2 separate regions of the Homo sapiens genome follow, and region 1 is linked to region 2. A link is a contact called in ENCODE Hi-C or POLR2A ChIA-PET data. All regions are on one chromosome and are shown on one strand. Each heading gives the region's core, a stretch centred on a gene start or an enhancer-like site at or near the end of the contact. The rest is flanking DNA. Distances are from core to core; before and after follow the strand shown.

Region 1 (5,229 bases), core at 1-2,500, 54 kb after region 2:
CACAACTCCAAAAACAATCAGCCATATGGAAACAGGGGGCTGGTTAGGAGGTCCAAGTGTTGGCTGTATCCCCAGAAACTCTAGGCTGTTGTCATTCAGACGGAAAGCATCATTGATACGGCTCCGGGACATCCTATTTGCAAAAGCAAAAAACAGCAAAGGGGACACTTAGACAAAATAAAATTGTGTGTAGTTATTTACTGTTTATATCATTGTTCCTGAAAGGATATAATAGAGCTTATCATAAGAATATACACCTAGCCAGGCATGGTGGCGCATGTCTGTAGTCCCAGCTACTTGGGAGGCTGAGGCAGGAGAATCGCTTGAACCCGGGAGGCAGAGGTTGCAGTGAGCCGAGATTGTGCCACTGCCCTCTAGCCTAGGTGACAGAGCAAGACTCTGTTTCAAAAAAAAAAAAAAGGAATATACACCTAAAATCATAAGAGCAAAGTAAATAGGTCTAATTAAAGATATAAGTCTTTGACAATTATGCATCTTTCATGCCTTGCAACCTAGATTAGGTTCATCAACAGCTCCATTGGAAAATTGAGTTGTAAGTGTGGAAATGTATAAATGGTTGGCATTTATTCATTTGTGACTGCTGTGTTTAAGGGCAAAGTTATCATATTTGGCAAGAATTTCCCTTCTGTCAGAGTACATCTACAATGACTTTATATCAAATAATGGAAACGGATAATTGGATACACCTCTTCTATTATACAAATGAATCAGGTCCTATGACCAAGTCTCTATAGTAGTATTTTCCAAATAAAAGGTATTGGCATTTGGAGGTAGCACTGGGGAGGCACATAAGAAAGGGACCTTTGCCAGTTTCTTCAGCACTGGGATGGGAAATGGCTTACTTTTATGGAGGCAAAAGGATAAAGATTGTTTAAAGAAAAAAAAAAACAATGATATGGAGAACATTCTGGATCAAAGACCAAAGTGTCTGGCATCTCATCTTCCTACCCTTGGGTATAGCCCAGGTCAGGAGGTCAGAGTCCACCAGAGAGAGAGAGAGAGATCAACGCAGAATTAGTCAGGTAACCCCTGGCAACCTCAGCCAGAAAAGATCTGAAAAGAGTCATCCTGGAAACAGAGAGTCTGAGGTCCCCTGTAGCTTGCAGCTGAGTATCCAGGAAGGCTGAGCTTTTTCATAAAGATCTCAGCCAGAAGTTTTTCCCAAGACAGACACAAGTCTTCTGGAGGAAGTGAGTGAGTCTCTGGGCACAGTTGGGTCATACACTCCAACCAAGCCAGATTTTCTAGGCACACCCTGCCCAGCAGGTCTTAGATCTGCTTCCGAAGTTAAACAGGACTCTGACGCAGCTCGAGAGGGCCACCTAGTGAGCTGCCCAGAAGCAGTAGGTATATTAAGCCTTTTTATAATGACAGGAAACCATCTGCAAGGTCAATCCATTCTTCGCTCCTGCTGTCTGTTGTGGGAAACAATTGAGGCAAATTGGACAAACTGTTTCTTCTAAACATTCATTGCAAGTCCCTCACCTAGCATAGAGGCCAAGCAATATGTAAGGAATCCTGTACTTGCCTACCTTGTTTCAGGATTTGGGCAGTTAAATGAATCCTACATCAAAGTCCTGAGAGCAAATGATGGCAATACCTGTCCACGTCCCTTCTGCACTTACTATTTTCCATGAGTTCTAGCCAGACTTTCTTCAACCAGCACCTGCTCCCCTTTACCAGAGAGCATTCTCAGACCACAAGATCTGCCCTGCCTGCAGGGCTGAAATGCTGGGGAATTAATGCCACCTGGAAGCAGTTCTCAGCCAATAACTGATGGGAGGTGGTAAATAAATACCCCAGCTTCCTCAGCCCTCTGATGGGACAATTCAGGTGCACATTCTACACAGTCTCTCCACATTTCCCAGCAGGACTGAGCTCTAGTTGCCCATAGTGGTAACTTGCTTGATAACATGTAATCTATAGTTTTTCTTCCCTTTTGTAAGAGCCTACATCTGGCGGAACTCAAATCAAGATTATTCCCCTGCTGTGGGATCCTTCTGGAATTACGTGGAGTTTGTAGCATGAGGTAACACATGTAAATGACTCAGAATAATGCTTGGCACACAGGAAGAACACACAAAATACTGGTTATTGTTGTTGTATTTGGTAACCCCCTCACCCTTAGATGAAAGTAAAATGTCACCTGATGGCCTTTTCAACTTCAGTTCTAGGAATGATATCAGACACATTTTTAGGTGCAGTGACAAAGAAATTAAAGGAGATTCTTGGTTTCAAATTAGCCACTCGCACATCCTCCTCCCTGTAGAGAAACAAAACAAACATCTTCACTTGTGGCACAGAGGACACAATCAAGAGAATGAAGACTTCCCCTGCTGGTGAAAAGGAGATTAGAGAGAGAATCACAGGATAGAGAGACATGGGGGAGGGCAAACAATGAGAGGATGTAATTGTCAAAAAAAACATTAATGCTGCCCAAAGCACATGAAATCAACTACATAAAAATTGTGATATCAAGTTTTGGCACTATTTGTTCTGCCTTTATATAAAACCCACATCTTTTTCAATTATAGAAAATTTCCAAACTGAAAACAGCAGGAGAATCAACAAGGAATAATCGGTGGCCCAGGATTGTGGCAAACAATGTGGTGGGCAGAAATGGCTGAGTACCACACACGGATTTACACCCACAACCTGGTCCTACCCAGCAGAAAACGTCGTGTTGCACCCATGGATGAAGGTAATGAGTGGGGTCTACCATATGATGTGACAGGACTGTGCTCTCACAGCTGTCAAGCGATCCTAGCACAAAATAAGGTAGATCATGTGGCTCATAGCCCTTGAGTGACTACTCATCTAACTCAGAATAAAAGCCAAAGTCCTTAGAATGGCCTTCAAGGCCCACATGACCTTTTGTCTCTCCCTCCTTCCTCTATGCCCTAACATCGTCCTGGCCATGTCTCCACTTGTCTTCTAATCTGCTCCAGCCACACTGGCCTCCTTGCTGTTCCTTTAACAGGCTGAGGATATTCCTTCCTCAGGGTCTGCACCTGCTGTTTCCCCCAGCTGAGACACTTTCCCCATTGTCTGCATTGCTGGCTCTCGCTCTCGCTCTCTCGCTCTCTCGCTCTCTCTCTCCCTCTCTCCTGCTTCATATACTTGTTCAAGTATTAGTGACGTCTTTTCTGACCATTTTGGTTAAAATTGACCTACCCCCTGCCCAACACACACACACACACACCAGCCCTCCCCAGACCCTTTTATATTTTTCTCCTAGCACTTAGTACCTTGTAACTCTATATTTCACTTACATATTACACACATAGACACATACACAACATACATACTAGAATATAGGTCAATGAAGGCAGGAAGTTCTGCCTTTTTTTTCTTTCAGTGCTGAGGGTGTATGAGAGCATTCTGAGAAGAGAGTGACAGCTGTTTAGTAAGAACAATACTCTTGCAATTTACCAGTCAAATAAGGCACGATCAGCCCTCTATGGAGTCACCCAAATTCCACAATACCAAAGAAGTATAAGTTACTAGGAGATTTTTATCAATTTCACTTGAAGAAAAGTTTAGGCAGAGTATCTCCTCAGACTCAAGAGTAAGAGAAATCCTAGTTGGAGTAATTTGAGAACCCAGCAAATCAACTCACCCAAAAAGAATCATCTGATTTTTTACTTTTAAAAAGTACTGCCTCATAGCATATGCAACAGATGATCGGAACAGGTACATTTCATTGTCGTTCCATTCATACTGCAAATTCAGAAGAAAGACACTGCTCAGAGGGACTCGTAAGACACATTTATAATCTGATACTCCTCAAGAATTATTCTTAATATTCCAGAGATTCTTGCTATTCATTAAGTCAGTGACCTTCAATGTAAGTGTGCATCCGTATCACCTGAAGGGTTAGTTACAACACTGAGTGCTGGGTCCACCCCTAGAGCGTCTGATTCAGGAAGCCCGAGATGAAACCCAATAATTTACATCTCTAACAAACTCCCAGGTGGTGGTAATGCTGCTGGTCAGGCAACCATGCTTTAGGAACCATTGGGTTCACGGGTCCTTTTACTTTAGTTTGATGTAAACTGAAATTAACACCTTGAGTGTAGGTTTACCGATGGGAGTCAAACAAAAGTTGTGGGTTTTGTAGCAAAATGTCTGTACCTTGTGGACAAAATCAGTTTTTACTATTTTTATGGTACGTTCTCAGAAATGTACTTATCTATAAGTGTAAAAGAAAAACTTGACATTCAAATGAAAAATAACACTTTGTAAACAGCAAGCTAATCTGTTTGTTCTTGTTTTCCAGTGCTAAACAAATAGCTTATGTTTGCATAGCTTTTAAAGACTTAAAAGAAAGCATTCACTCTTTCCTCCAGTAGCTGGCAGTAGGAATCAATGAATGGCACTAGTTGTATGTTTCTCCTTTCCCTTTAAAAAATTATAATATTTCACAAAAGAATTGTTACATTCACTTCAGCTTGGTTTCACCGAGGTTTAGAGGAGTTCCTTTAATAGTAATAATATTATTAATATTGTTACTAATAACAGTCTGGCTACTATCTCTATAAATATAAAATATAAAAGATTTTAAAGGCTGAGTTCTCAAAATAATGCCATAGATCCATTGGAATTCACCATGAAATAGTTTGAACTGAGCAGATATTCTGACCCTGTTGTGTAGATGCACTAAATATATGATCTCGTTTCATCAAAACAGATTGTTGCTCAGTGAATTGGCCTCAGAACATTACAGAATCAAACCCCCTGAACACTATTTACCAACCCTCACTGCATGGAAAGAGGATGAGTATAAATGTCAAGAAAAAAGATAATTGAAAATATCCTGATCTGCCGAGACTAATTAAAATGTATTAAGCCAAGGAAGAGCTAATAAAAATATGACAGAGAAATAGTCCCACAATCACCCAATGATTATTATGAAATAGGAACTTGAACTCTTAATGATTGGAAAGAAATGCACTTCCATTTTCATTTTTTCTTTCTTGAATGTTCATCTTTTTACTCCTGAGTTATTTATGTTTTGATGTCTTAACTATGAAAATTATACTAAAAGTGTTATTGAATCTTGGACAATGTTTAACTTTTCAGGAAAGGTAAGGGGGTAGAAACACAATCTTTGGATCTATCCAATGCAGACAACAATTTGCTGTAGCATCTTGGACCATTTTATCCAATAGTCCCAGATTGACTTCTAACCCTGCAAAGCCTTCAGGG
Region 2 (5,005 bases), core at 756-3,255:
CGATGTGGTACACAGTAGTAGGCATACTATGGGGAACAAAACACTGCCCCTACCCCAAGGCATTTACAGGGAAGTGGCAAAATAGACTAATACACAGACCATTACAAAGCAGTGAGGGTGAGAGTTAAGGTGGAGGTCAGCAGAATGCATCCATGGAGTCCCAGGATGTGGAAGTTTCATTCCTCACTCCAAGAGGCTAGAGAGATATTCTATTGGAGGTGACACTCAAGTTGAGAAGGACAAGTAAAATTTAACCCAGCAAATATGAGAAGGACAGTGGTACAAAGGAAGCAGCAGGTGTCAAGGCACTGATGAGTGAAACAGTATGACACATTTAGAGAGCACTAAGTAGTCCCTATGAATAAAGAAGCCCATGTGACAGTGAAAGAGATAGCCTGGAGAGGTGACCATGCTAAGGAGTTTTCATTTTACCCTGAAGTATTTTAAACAATGGTATGGTATGTAGTGTATGCTGGTAGTACCTTTTGGAAGTGGCCTAATCTAAGTCATGCCCTACTTTTCTTATAGCATAAAATCTTACATTTCTGATCCAAAGGTAGATGGATTGTCTTTCAGATGGCCTGACTACCCAGTGCTAGTATTAGGAACCTGTGGCCAAAAATGAAATACAATAATCCAGTTGATTAACAACCCATACTTCCCATTTGGAAAAAATATTACCAGGCCAGGCACAGTGGTTCATGACTGTAATCCCAGCACTTTGGGAGGCCAAGGAGGGAGGATCACTTAAGGCTGGGAGTTCAAGACTAGCCTGGGCAACATAGCGAGACCTCATCTCTACATAAACATTGTTTTCATTAAAAAAATTACCCAATTGGGGGAAACCAGGGGAGGGCATGCTCATGGAAGATGCTGCAAACTCACCTCATAGAGGCATAGTGCTCAAAAGATCACAGGCTTTGGAGCCCCCAGAGAGTTCCTAGTTCCACCACTTATACTTGTGCAACTGTAAACACATACTCAACTTCTATTTCTCACAGAGTTGAAATAAGATTAAAATACTGAAGTAGCTAGGAAAGAGCCCAGCAACTAGTAAGTGTTTAACAAATGCTGTGTATATTTACCAACAAGAGTTGAATAAACTAGAGAAGGATCTGGAGAAGATATTGTAATCTTCAAACGTTTAAACATTTGTCTTAAGAAACAGAAAAGTATATATTCTGGAGATTCCTGGGGTGCCACATGATGAAATAGATGAAAGTAACAGGGAAACATATTTTTACTCAATGTAAGTATGAACTGTATAATGATCAGAATATATGGATATTGGCAGAGATGACATAGCAGAGTAAAGAACATTCCATCCCTGAAGGTATTTTTAAAGATAGAGCAGTTAAACATTTTCCAGTGGGCTGTAAGGAAATCATGCACTGGGTAGGCAAATGGACCAGAACAATACTAAGACACGTGTAATGTCTAACATATTAATGTCCATAGTCCAGGGTGTCCCTGATGAGAACTCAGTGTTCACCACTACTATGAGGTACATCATCGCTGTAATTTTCCAAAGTATAGGAGTGTCTGGGATAAAACAAATTGATAACTGGAGGATTTTTTAAGAAAATTTTTTTCATCTAATTCCAGAGCTGATGTATACTGTATAAGCAAACTCAAGGTTTCTTTTGGATGACAAAAAATTTGCAGGTGCACCAAAGTGAAGTATGGTGCAATTATATATAAACACACCAAATATTTTCCTTTCCAGATTGTCTATAAAGATGGGCTTCTCTATGTCTATGCATCAAATGAAGAGAGCCGAAGTCAGTGGTTGAAAGCATTACAAAAAGGTAATTCAAAAAAAGAAATGTTGAAAGAGAAAGGTCAAAAAAAGCCATAAAAGAGAGTCGTTTTTTGAGGCTTGGTGGAGGAAAGACATGGCAGTAAAAAGACTCAATGCCAAGAGACAATCTACTGATTTTCCTACCAACCTCAGGGAATGTGTCAGACTCATCCTCATTTTTGCTTTCTCATTGTTACATACAGGAAGCCTGTGGATTGGATTCCCTGGCCCACACAAAGCCAGTATTGTGCCTTCCCAGCAGCTTAGGGGAAGCCAGGCCACCTGCTCTCCACTCAGTATGCTTGCCTTTACCAGGGGAAAGTCTAGGTCATCATGGGGCTATGTCAAGTCCTGTAGCTACCACACTTTTGATGTTTATAGAAAGTTACATCTAATACTTATACTGAGCATTTACCATTTGCCAGCTACTTTATCAAATGCTTGTAAAACATTTTTTTAGGTAACCCTCTTGACAACTCTATTGAAAGGGGTAATATTATTCTCCATTTTTCAGACAAGTAAAGTTTTTAAAACATGGCCACTGTCATAGATACAGTAACGAGGGACTCAGAACTCAATTACCTAAACCTGATTTTTTAACCAATACATTGTAAATGCTAGGCAAAACTGAAGATTTAATGAAGCTTTTATTCAGTGATGTTTAGGCCGCCCTGGTAACAACTTTTGGTAGAAGGGAGAGAATCATTGTTAATGATTTGGCACTATAGTATTTCCCTCTGTGATATTTTCAAGATGGGTAAAGGTGTGAAGACAATATTTAACTCAAATGAATGGCTCCATTTGTGAAATTTCAGGTATTATGCTCCTAGATGGAGGAAGATTTTATTTTATTTTATTTTATTTTACTTAAGTTTTAGGTTATGGTTCTTTCTTAGTACACCTCAAATTACACACAGTTACTCCACTTTGATGCAAATACACCCTTCTCACACATAGGGCTTAATTTTTCCTTTGCATAAAAAGGTTTAGCAACCCATTCTGCGGGTAGCAAGTGGTCCACTGGGGGACAGAAGCTTCCCTCTACCCACCACCAGCTCATTGAAATGAGAAAGACAACCCCTCTAGAGTTAGACACACCTGCAGCAAAGTGCTGCTTTGCTGTGTCACCTAATAAAATCATCTACCATCTCTGGGTTTAAGTTAATCCTGACCTGTCAAATAGGAGATCACATTTCTTTTCTCCTAGAGCAGTCACGAGCCACAGATGAGACACTCATAAATATATTAAAATATCTTATGCACAAACATGAGTCACTGTGGTTACTGTAGGGCTTCTAGGAGGAGCTCTAAGATTCTGCTTCCCATTTAGTCTCCTTTGGTGGAATTTCCTGAGCGGTAGGTGCTATGTCCTATGTACAGCTCTTGGTCATGCCCTGCTAGATCTCATGTGTCTGAGCAGCTCATGTGAAGACATACGAAATGTAAAGGAAGAGCAGAGAAAGAAGCAAAAACACATCTCCTAGCCCCTCATAAAACTGCAGAGAGTCCCCATCACTACAGCTGCCATATGCACAATAAGTGGTTTGTCTCTATGCACAGTAAGTGGTTTGTATCAGTTAGTGATGTTTTGGGCTGCAGGTAAAAAGACATCAAACAGTTGCTGAAACAAATCCACTTTTGTTCTTCTCTCACAGTAACAAATGCAAAGATAGGCAGTCAGTCAAGGGCTAGTGCAGCAACTCAGTGAAGTCAGTAGGGATGCAGGCTCCTCCTAGCTTTCTGCTCTGTTATCCTTAGAAGCTGCAGGAGAGATTCCAAGCCTTCCCAGAAGCCTCCCTGCAAACTTGTGCTTATGTCACATCATCCAGAACTATATCTGATGGCCATTGATGTGTACAAAGGAGGCAAGAAGACAGTATCTTTTTTTTCCAGTCTCTGTGCTGGAAGATAGTGAGAAAGAAGGTGCATGGGATTTGCTGTCAAGTTGGCCAACCAACCTGCTGCAGGAAAACAAAGAGGTTCTCCTGCTCAAATATTCTCCCCTACAAAGTTTCATTGTGCTATAATGGCTCCTCCTGCCTTTTGTGTCTATTATTTGGCTCAAGCATTATAAACTGAGGTAGACATTTAAGATAGAATTTTCCAGATGTTAACCTACACTTGGAAGGTTTGGGCTGATTCAGTGGTAGCATAGGAGTGTGTGTCAATTATCATGGTTCTGAATTCAGCTAACCAGATGTGGAAAAAATGTGCTCTTCCTTCCAAAAATTAAAACAGAAGGGGGTTTTGCAGAGGAGTTGGCACCTGTACATCATAATGTAGTAGAAAAAGCCTGAGGCTGAGTCTCAGGTCTGCTATTTATTAAGCTTGTGAAGTTGAGCAATTGTACTACCTCTCTGCACTTCAGTTTACCTAACTCTGTGAGAGGTGTAATAACAATAGCTACCCCTCAGGTTCTTGAATTGATTAAATTAGAGGACATATGTAAAGGAAAATACATAAATGTAAAGTCCTATGGATATATGAATATATGAGTTCCTCTTATTGTCGTTATTAGGTGGTGAGACTGTTGCAATGTAGACTTTTGGATTTGGTTGGAAAAAGAATTAGTTACCCAGGAAACCAAATCCATGTAGTAAGGAAATAATAGGAATCCCAACATGTGGAGGCCAGAAGCTTAGAGAGCAGGAAGGCAAGTAATGTGCCCAAGAGATTGCAATGGCCATTTGGAACCAAAATCAGAAACTTACGTTTTATAATTTTAACTCTTTTTGCCTTTTGTGATTTCTGTCATAATTTCCCTTTAATTCTCATTAGTAAAGTTTTTTAATGCCAGCATTTTCAGCTAAACTGAGCTAAGTTAAATTAAGGGAATGATATCACTAAAGCCCACTGTTTATTGAACACCTACTTACTCTGGGCCAAACACTGCTGGGTGCTTTACATACATTATCTAACAGCCTCCCAATGACCCAGCAAAGTAATTATTATCTCCATACGCTTCCTTGAGTCAGGACTGTAAGGATAAGCATAACTCTCCTGGGATCAACATAAGGAAATCTCAAGATGAACATAAGGTCAAGAGAGAAAGAGTTAAAGGCACATATAGAACCAGCCCTTCTCACCTAGATACTCTTCTTAAAATATACTAAGATCTTGTAGGTTTCTCTGTTGTATTTCAAAAGAGGCTAATTTGTTATAGATTACAGTTTCATTTATTTGAATTATACATTGCCCTATTCC

The links. Hi-C counts contacts between places; a loop is a spot of excess contacts on that map. ChIA-PET counts read pairs that join two places held with the same protein, here RNA polymerase II (POLR2A). Pooled maps may share reads with other maps.
Region 1: a loop to region 2 is called in a map of mammary epithelial cell, with 2.5 times the contacts of the local background. The contact joins two enhancer-like sites. A Hi-C loop is called at or near these places in 7 of 168 maps with a recorded cell type or tissue (HepG2, K562, KBM-7 and 4 more) and 2 of 50 pooled maps. POLR2A ChIA-PET finds 5 or more read pairs at or near these places in 3 of 52 experiments (H1, MCF 10A and endothelial cell of umbilical vein).

The regions. Positions count from the first base shown.
Region 1 is chrX:15,564,086-15,569,314 of GRCh38, forward strand. ACE2 (angiotensin converting enzyme 2) reads right to left here. Exons shown (of 18, transcript NM_001371415.1): 15 at 3,641-3,741; 16 at 2,168-2,284; 17 at 1-133. Among named protein-coding and RNA genes, the nearest start is that of ACE2, 34 kb to the right of the region's middle. Within about 2 kb of position 1,251, at least 2 of the 41 ENCODE cell types and tissues checked have a DNase peak (open chromatin) inside an H3K27ac peak, as active enhancers do; they include endothelial cell of umbilical vein and mammary epithelial cell, where a contact is called at or near this core.
Region 2 is chrX:15,509,711-15,514,715 of GRCh38, forward strand. It overlaps BMX (BMX non-receptor tyrosine kinase), which reads left to right. Exons shown (of 19, transcript NM_203281.3): 4 at 1,727-1,808. Among named protein-coding and RNA genes, the nearest start is that of BMX, 11 kb to the left of the region's middle. Within about 2 kb of position 2,006, at least 2 of the 41 ENCODE cell types and tissues checked have a DNase peak (open chromatin) inside an H3K27ac peak, as active enhancers do; they include endothelial cell of umbilical vein and mammary epithelial cell, where a contact is called at or near this core.